Linked DNA regions of Mus musculus: region 2 is linked to region 1. The links are chromatin contacts, found by Hi-C or POLR2A ChIA-PET in ENCODE. All regions are on one chromosome and are shown on one strand. The core of a region is the stretch at or near the end of the contact, and the rest is flanking DNA. Distances in the headings are between cores, read along the strand shown. Region 1 has its middle 5.3 kb from the start of Ccdc182. Region 2 holds the start of 0610039H22Rik (RIKEN cDNA 0610039H22 gene).

What was found. A loop is a pair of places that touch in the nucleus more often than their neighbours do. ChIA-PET counts read pairs that join two places held with the same protein, here RNA polymerase II (POLR2A).
Region 2: a loop to region 1 is called in a map of Patski, with 2.4 times the contacts of the local background. The contact joins the promoter of 0610039H22Rik here to the enhancer-like site in region 1. A Hi-C loop is called at or near these places in 1 of 37 maps with a recorded cell type or tissue (Patski). POLR2A ChIA-PET finds 5 or more read pairs at or near these places in 1 of 5 experiments (embryonic stem cell).

What each region holds. Positions count from the first base shown.
Region 1 is chr11:88,286,579-88,290,955 of GRCm38, forward strand. No RefSeq gene overlaps it. Among named protein-coding and RNA genes, the nearest start is that of Ccdc182, 5.3 kb to the right of the region's middle. Within about 2 kb of position 2,532, at least 1 of the 3 ENCODE cell types and tissues checked has a DNase peak (open chromatin) inside an H3K27ac peak, as active enhancers do.
Region 2 is chr11:88,616,922-88,621,298 of GRCm38, forward strand. 0610039H22Rik (RIKEN cDNA 0610039H22 gene) reads left to right here and starts at 2,330. Exons shown (of 3, transcript NR_131025.1): 1 at 2,330-2,849; 2 at 4,251-4,343. The region is part of intron 5 of Msi2 (musashi RNA-binding protein 2); the gene reads right to left.

The sequences.
Region 1 (4,377 bases), core at 1,282-3,781:
TCTAGTCATTCCCCTGCAGGCTGCTGCTCTTCCAGACCCTGAATACTTTCTAGGGCTTTTTCTTTTTCTTTTTCTTTTTCTTTTTCTTTCTTTTTCTTTTTCTTTTTCTTTTTCTTTTTCTTTTTCTTTTTCTTTTTCTTTTTCTTTTTCTTTTTCTTTTTTTCTTTTTCTTTTTTTTTTCTTTTTTTTTTTTTTTTGACAGATCTAGAGCTGGGGCTCAGAATGCAGCTTGCTTCCCCAGCCCTAGATCTCTCAGTGCTCTAGAGGCCATGTGATGGTACATAAAATGCAGCCCAGGTTGAACTCGGGTCAGGGGGCGGTTCAGGATGCTACAGGACCGTTTGACTTTTCAGTACTAACGTGAACACCTTCAACGATGGAAAAACAGATTTAAACAATGTGCAAATGTGGCATTTTCAGATTAAGAAGTTTGTGTGAAATCTTTGATCTAAAATTTTTTTTCCTGATTTTTGCATAAAAAAGTTTGCTCATCTTTGCCTTAAGTGATGCAGACTCTAGCACTCTTGCTCAGCAGACAGCAAAGTCTGAAGCAGTATCCCATTTGGAAAGGTGTAAAGTTCTGGAAAATGAAATGTCTTGAAGAATTTCATCAACTATAGAGGCCCAGATAGGAAGACCGCAAGTTCAAGGATTGCCTGGACTACAGAGTTCAAGACCAGCCCGAGTTTTTCAGTGACATCCTGTCTCAAAATAAAACGCTAGAGAAGGGGAGGAGAGGAGTGTGTCTAGGGAGACAGCTCAGTCAGCTAAGTGCTTGCCTTGCAAGCCTGAGAACTTAGTTCAATCCCCAGGTCTATGTTAAAAAGCTGGGAGACCGAGGCAGGCAGGTTCCTGGAGCTCACTGGTCAGCTAACATAGCCTACTTGGTAGCCCCAGGCCAGTGAGAAACCCTGCAGTTCAAATACAAGGTGGGCAACTTCCAAGGAATGGCAGCAGAGTTCCCCTCTGGCCTCTACAGGAACTTGTGTACATATTTTACATATACCCTTATATCCACAAAAATACCACAGAGACAGAGAGAGAGAGAGAGAGAGAGAGAGAGAGAGAGAGAGAGAGAGGGAGAGGGAGAGGGAGAGGGAGAGGGAGAGGGAGAGGGAGAGGGAGAGGGAGAGGGAGAGGGAGAGGGAGAGGGAGAGATGGTGGGGGACAGGAGAAGAAAAGGGGCTAGTAATCCGGTGAGTGGTATGTGTTAGACAAGACTCCGGGTTGAATCCTCATTGTTAAGGCTGGAGAGATGGCTCAGTGGTTAAGAGCACTTGCTGCTCTTACAGAGGACCAGGGTTCAATTCCCAGCACCAATGTGACAACTAACAACCGTCTGTAACTCCAGTACCAGATCCAACACCCTCTTCTGGCTTCAGTGGGTACCCACAAGGTAGATGCATAGACATACACACAAGTACCCATACACAAAATATAGTAAAGTAAATTAATAAAAAATTTAAAAATCCTTGGTGCTGCATTTAAAAAGTTTATATCATCAGATGTTGGTGGTGCACATTTTTAATCTCAGCTCTCAGGAGGCAGAGGCAGAGGCAGGCAGATCTCTGAGTTCAAGGCTAGCCTGGTCCACAGAATGAGTTCCAGGATAGCCAAGTCTATACACAAAGAAACCCTGTCTCAAAGGGAAAAAAAAGTTTAAATAAATATCAGTTACCACTTTTACAACCGATTTAAGAAAATTAGGACTGAAAGTGAGGGTAGAATATTATAGTTCTCAACACTGGTAGCTGGTGTCACACATATCCAGCATGCTAGCACATGAGGTAGAAGTGTTAGACTTGCTACAACTCTCTTCTGAACAGACCTTCTCGCCCAGGTTAAGTTCTGTTGCTCCAGAGAACGCTGCTTCTCAGACAGACCTCACTGTCTGCAGCCTTCAGGAGGTCCCTCCTGGCAGGCCTATCCTCCCTGGCTGGAGAAGGGCCAGCTCCAAGCTGGGTTGGCCTGCACCTACTTCTGTCAAAGACAGGCTCCCGTGTGTTCAGAGCCAACTCCCACCAGCGTGTTTTACATATTTTAATTAAAGTGCCGCCCTGGGCTGGCAGGGCCTCTGATAGATGGCTGTAATCCGAGGTGCAGGGTTGCAGCGGTGTGAAACACAGCATCCCAGGATGCACTGGCGAATGCCGCCTTGGCTCACACCTCTGGAGGCAGGTCTCTCCTCCCTTCTGAGGAAGCGAGCGGCAGACAGGTGCCAGTCACATCCAGATGCAGCTTGGGCAGGGCTCGGAGACAGGAAATAAGACACTCGAGACATGTGCCATGGGTGCGTCCTGAGTACCAGCTGGCTGGTGAGCTCTGGGCAAGTCCGATTCTCACAGAAACACAGCCCCGTGGACACTCCTTAGCAGTGTCAAATTATGACAAATGGCATGGCTGAAAGTTGCTGGGTGGCAGCTGCCGCGTCTCAGAGGGAAGCAGGTATTTTTAGCACCGTGCCTTGGGGGTTCTGGCACTGGGTTAATTAATCATGGTGAACAGCACCAAGTTTTAGTCTTCATCCTCATGCCCACCCCTACTCCAGTCTTGTTCTCATTGCCTAGCCTGGGATACCAGCTGCAGAGCTGGAAACCGCCCAGAGTCGCAGTAGCCCCTGGTGGCATTTGCTCACAAGGCCTCCCTGATGCTCACAGAGCATCCCTGATGCTGTCCTGTACCCTCTCCCTCAGTGCTGCCTCCTGCTGCCGCTGCTTGCCTCCAGCCACACAGCTAGATCCAGGTTTTCTTTGGTTCTTCCGGTCTGTTCCTGCCCCTAGAACATTGTCTCCAGCTCCCACCCAGCCTTCCCACCTCACCCCAAAACTTCACCTCACAAATCCATCAGATTGCTGAGTCCAAGGGCTTCCTAAACTTTCTTCGCTTTTTTCTTCAGGGAGCCGGTGCCAGCCCGGTGGCCTTATGTGTCAATTGCCCACTTTATTGTTTGAACGCTGAACAGGACCTTCCATGTCTTGTTCTTTCTCTTGAGCACTTATCGCCGAGCTCAGAGAACACAGGGTAAGCAGGCGATGGGCTGTGCCAAGTATATGTATGTGTGGATGGGTAAAGAGGAAGACAGATGGGTGGATAGATGGATGGGAGGGTGAATGGATAGGTGGGTGGAAGGCTGGCTAGGAGTTTATATAGTGACCTCACTTAAGCTAATATCACCATCATGGGAGGCACAGGACCAGGGGATTCTGGAAAAAAAGTGACTAGAATCCACAGCTGTGCCCTCTACTTAGAGATAGGTACTCACAAGCTCTTTGGGAGTCTGACGTATTGTCCTGGATTCCGTTCCTCCCAACACTCGTTTCCTTGGGGACAAGGAGCGTTAGACATCGCCTGAAAGTTGACATAATAGTTCATCTGATGATTAAGCAAGGTCTTCTCTTAAAAATGCACCCACTTGGGCTGGAGAGATGACTCAGCAGTTAAAAGCACTGACTGTTCTTCCAGAGGTCCTGAGTTCAATTCCCAGCAACCACATGGTGGCTCACAACCATCTGCAATGGAATCTGATGTCTTCTTCTGGTGTGTCTGAAGACAGTGATGGTGTACTCATATACATTAAATAAATAAATCTTTAAAAAAACATACCCAGGGCTAGAGAGATGGCTCAGTGGTTAAGAGCACTGACTGCTCTTCCAGAGGTCCTGAGTTCAAATCCCAGCAACCACATGGTGGCTCACAACCATCCGTAATGAGATCTGATGCCCTCTTCTGGGATGCCTGAAGACAGCTACAGTGTGCTTACATATAATAAATAAATAAATAAATAAATAAATAAATAAATAAATAAATAAATCTTAAAAAAAAAACCACCCACTCATTGTGGAAGACACAGCTGGTTGCCTGTCTTTGCTTGGGTATGAATCCCCTGGTGGTTCCAATATCGGGAGGCCTGTGTATCAGGGGAACTGGCTTGAGTGTGGTCCAGGAAGAGAAGTATGGCTGTGAAAGCCAACTTTGGGTTGGAAACCAACTGTGGTTGGGTTAGAGCCAGCTATAGGTTAGAAATGGCAGCCGGGCGTGGTGGCACACGCCTTTAATTCCAGCACTCAGGAGGCAGAGGCAGGCGGATTTCTGAGTTTGAGGCCAGCCTGGTCTACAGAGTGAGTTCCAGGACAGCCAGAGCTATACAGAGAAACCGTCTCAAAAAAAAAAAAAAAAAAAAAAAAGAAAGAAAGGAAGGAAGGAAGGAAGGGCTGGGAATGCCATTTTAACAGGACACAAAGAGTTCTCAGTTTCTTAGGGTTTTGTAGCTTCACAAAGAAGTGACAAGGAAAGATGGGCGTGGGTGTTATCTCTAATTCCCAAGGGAATGGGGTTTATACAATTGACAGAGGTGACACTTATGAATTGCAATGTATG
Region 2 (4,377 bases), core at 1,080-3,579, 330 kb after region 1:
ATATGCAGAAAGGTTCATGATACAGTTATGAAAACAAACCAGCAAATGACGTGTGACCAAGCATGAATGCATGTACAGATACACATATATCCATTTCTTTTTTTTGTCTTGACAAAAAGAAAGAAAATGCATAAAAGCCTTAAGAATGGTCGTGTAGAAATGGTAAATGGAGGGACTAAGGGCATTTTACTTTTAATACTGATGGCTTCTCAAAGTTTCCCACATGTTTCTGTAATTGGGAAGAGGGCAGGAGCAGTAGTCAATGTTCTAAGTAAACAAGCCGTAGGAGGCTCTCTGCTCTGTAAATGTCGAGACTGGATTCGAGCATGTTCTCCCCCTCGTCGATGGAACTTGTAATGTGACCCCATCCGCCGTAGGAATGAAGCAGACATTACGCACTTAGCGCATTTGTAGGCACGAGTGGTGCGTTAAGCTGTTTTTTAATTAATTAATTTGAGTCATGAGCATTTGAAAGTGACTATTTTATGGAGCTGAAATTTACATTTATCTCCCATTTTAAAGCCCATTTAGCAAATTAAGAAAGGAAACGGCAACACTCGGGGAAGTTACCGAGCCTACCCGCGTGCATCGTGTGAGAGCAGCTCCGTTGTGGCGCACTCGAACAGGGCTGTTCTGCAAGACCTCTAGAAAATAGCAAGCGCTGTACAAAAGCCTCTGTGAAATACTGTTTTCATCAACAGCCTGGCTGCCTGTGTCTCCATTGTGAGACATCACTGAGGCCCAGACAGCTCAGTGATCAAGAGCTCTGCCAGAGGTCCCAAGTTCAACTCCCAGCAACCACATGGTAGCTCACAACCATCTTTAATGGGATCCGATGTCCTCTTCTGATGTGTCTAAAGACAGCTACAGTGTACTCATATACATAAATAAATCTTTAAAACAAAAACCTGTGTTAAAACCCCTCATAAGCATGGAGAGGGTACTCAACCATCACCCAGTGTTATAGGGGTCTCAAATCAGAGCAGGTGGTCAGGGGAGACTTCTGAGAACCCACGCCTAGACCTTGATCTCAGAAAGAGGAAAAAAAAATACACTAAAGAGCAACCAACACACTAAAGAGCAACCAAGACAGGGGCCGGGGCCAGGGCCAGAGCTGGGGCCAGGATTGGGGGCGGGGGGGGGGGGGTGGTCATCACTGCAAACCGAAAGCATTCATCAGAGCCCTTTCTCCCACTGGAATGCTGGGATACTAAGACCGGTCGTTCTTTCAACAGGAAAGAAAAGCGTAGGCCAACTCTTGCTGGCTCGCTCTGCTCCTTCGGCACAGTTTACTGAAGCGTGTGAGGCTCTGCCTAACATTTAGGATATTTTGATTTAAAATGCAAACAGCAACACTGATAAAGATCGTGGCGCCAAAGCGGGCCCTCGAAGGAAAGGGCACACTAACTCCCCTCCTTCTAACCCTGGATCTCACAGCTACCTAAGCTGACGGCTTGAAATTAACTCATTCAGTTAATAATTCAAAGCCATGGGCTGGACAAGTTTTAACGCCTCAATGTTGGTTTATAATTAACCCAGACCGTGGTGTTCTTAGGTGTTTGATTTTTAATTAGTCTATTGATTAATCAGTCTGGTTAACAATTATTTATTTCTGGGGCCCTTTACTGTCTTCTATTCTTGTTAAGGGAGGGTGAGGGTTACCCTGGCTCCTTTCTCCTCTGAACCCCTCCAGATCACAGTCCCATCATTCTCTAGGGACACTGTAGATACAGTATTGAGACCAGAAAGGAAGCCTGCCCAGCCTGACACAAATGAAGGTACCCCCCCTTTTGTTCATCTGTTATCCTTGGTATCAGATTCTGCTCGCAGGAGCACATGAAATGAAGGAACTCACAGAATGGCACCCTACCCAGGCACAGGCTGGGCCCTCTCATCCCTTCCTTCCCAGTTCAGAGCTAATTGACATCTTGTGTGAGCATTGCATCATGTCCCTTTGCAAAGCCAGAAGCAACTGAGAAGGTGCTACACGCCCCTGCCCCCCCCCCATCTCTCGGGGGACTAACCCAAAACAAATTACTCAGTAATGGGAGGGCCCCTCTCTCTGGCAGAGGCCCACATGTCTGTCTGTTCAGCAGTTTCTTGCCTGCTCTATTTGTAGGGGTTGCAGGGGATCAGAGAGGTCACCACCTCTCTCAGGGTTACAGTGCTCTGTAGCACACAGCTGCTCAGAACCCACACTCCTCCCCGTGACAGAGGAGGAAGCACAGTTAACAACAAGGCTGGTGACTGATGCCCGTTGACGTTCTGGGGTGTCCTCCCTCGACGATCACAAAAAATTAACCCAAGACACCAGCACCAACACCAACAGTCCACCAGGGGATCGAAGCAGGTCCTACCTAGGACAAGTTTTCTCAGCATTCAGCACTATGTCACCAAATGACCAGGAGGCAGCCCAAGATGGAAATCCTTGGTAGAGATTTCCTTTGGAAAATTCCACTGTATATCCATGAAAGACCGATCTTAGAATTCTTATGGAAAAAAAAATTATCTTTACAGATCCCATGCAAGGGTGTCATGGATAACCAGGGGTCCTGGACCACAAAGCAACTCCTCTGGAAGATTCATGTATAGGACAACTCTGGGCTGCAGGAGCCCCTAGGACCTGGGTGAGCTGCTTTAACTTCTTCCTCTCTAAACTCAGCTAAAGACCCGGAACCCTACAGAACCCAGTGTGGATGCCCATCATTGGATGATTGCATCTGCTGCTGGCACCAATCACAGAGCTGCCCAGGCCTACAGGGTACCACACAGTTGGCGGAAGTGCAGGGACCCATGTGCCCAGGCCATGCCACAGACAACCGCAACTGCATCCTTCAATGAAGCTCCAGGTAAAAGCAACTGGGCGTGAGAGGGATGGCAATGTGTGTGCAAGGCTTCTCCCTGGTGCCTTTCAGGTTGGGATTTAGCATCTTCGGGCAGCTACCCACAGGTCCCTTTAACAAGCCTCGGGGGGGGGGGGGGGGACTGGGAGCCACACTGTTCCTAGCCTACAGGAATAGCCTCAGGGCAGCAGCAGGAAGGGCTGTTCCCGTTCAGGAAGCTGTGTCCTTTCTGAAGACCTAGAACCCTGGCCAGGATGGGAGCCTCAGAGTCCACTTGAAATACCCTGGGAAAACACCCCTCCCCAAACTACATCTGTACTCCTCCTCCATCCAACACAGCCTTCGAGTAATCCCCACCACCTGCCGGTTTCTCATTTTCTCTCTTGCAACAACTTAAAATTTAAAAGAAAAAAAAATTTAATCACAATTCAGGAAAACACACCCACGCATCTTGCTCACTAAGCGTGAAAGCCACCACTCCCTCGCTCAACTCAGCCCCTGCTCCACTTCAGAGAGTGGAGGAGAGAGAAATGTCATTTGACACCACAAACGCTGCCTCCTTCTCAACCTGGAGGCCCCACCTGCCGGCATGTTTGCAAGGCTAATTCCAATCTCACTATTTGAATACACTTGCAAGCTGGGAAAACAAGCCAATAGTTCAGAGGATCCAAGGCAAACTCCGTCTGACAGCCCTAGCCCCGACGGCTGCCAAGACTGATTGACTGGCTGGTTATATTTAGAGGTGGAGGAGGAGGGGACATCAAACAGTGTAGGGCCTCCCGAACTCAAGAATGCTGTGTTGAGAACGACAGACTAGCAAATAAACAGCCGACAGCCATTCGGCTACATCATCTGGCATCCGCAAGGCACAGGCTCGCCTCCATAAACTACAGGGAATTTCAAAAGCCACCCACACCATGGCAAAAAAGAAACAACAGGCAATTAGGCCAGGTTCTGCCACAGCATCCTCACAGTTCCTCTTTGGCAGCAAGTAAACAAATAGATATGATCTAATCCTTGCTCCCCATCACCTCCGTATTCTTGCTCTGAGACAGCATGATATGGAGCAAAGACCAAGCCAAGGTTCCATGGTACAAAGAAAACCTTCTGTTTTAAACTTGGCCCTACCAGGATACACTAACATACTCCCTTAATCTCATCCTTCCAGAGGCTAAGGCAGGAGGGTCACAAGTTCAAAGCCAGCCTGGAATAAATATAGAGAGACCTTATCTCAAAACAATAATTATTGTTGTTATTATTATTGTTAATTAGGGCAGGGAGAAGAACTTAGTTGGTAAAGTACTTGTCTTACAAGCACAAGAATTCTATCCTCAAAACCTGTGGGGTTTTTTTTAATTGTTGTCATTTAGCTTTTTATTTTATTTATTTGCTTTTTTTTTTTTTAAGTTAGGAGTGATGGCTCATGACTGTAATCCCAGAATTGGAAGGCAGAGGTGGGTGGATCCCTGGAGCTCAGACACTCTGGCTAGTTCCAAACCAGTAAGTGACCCTGCCTCAATAAAAAGGTGAAGAG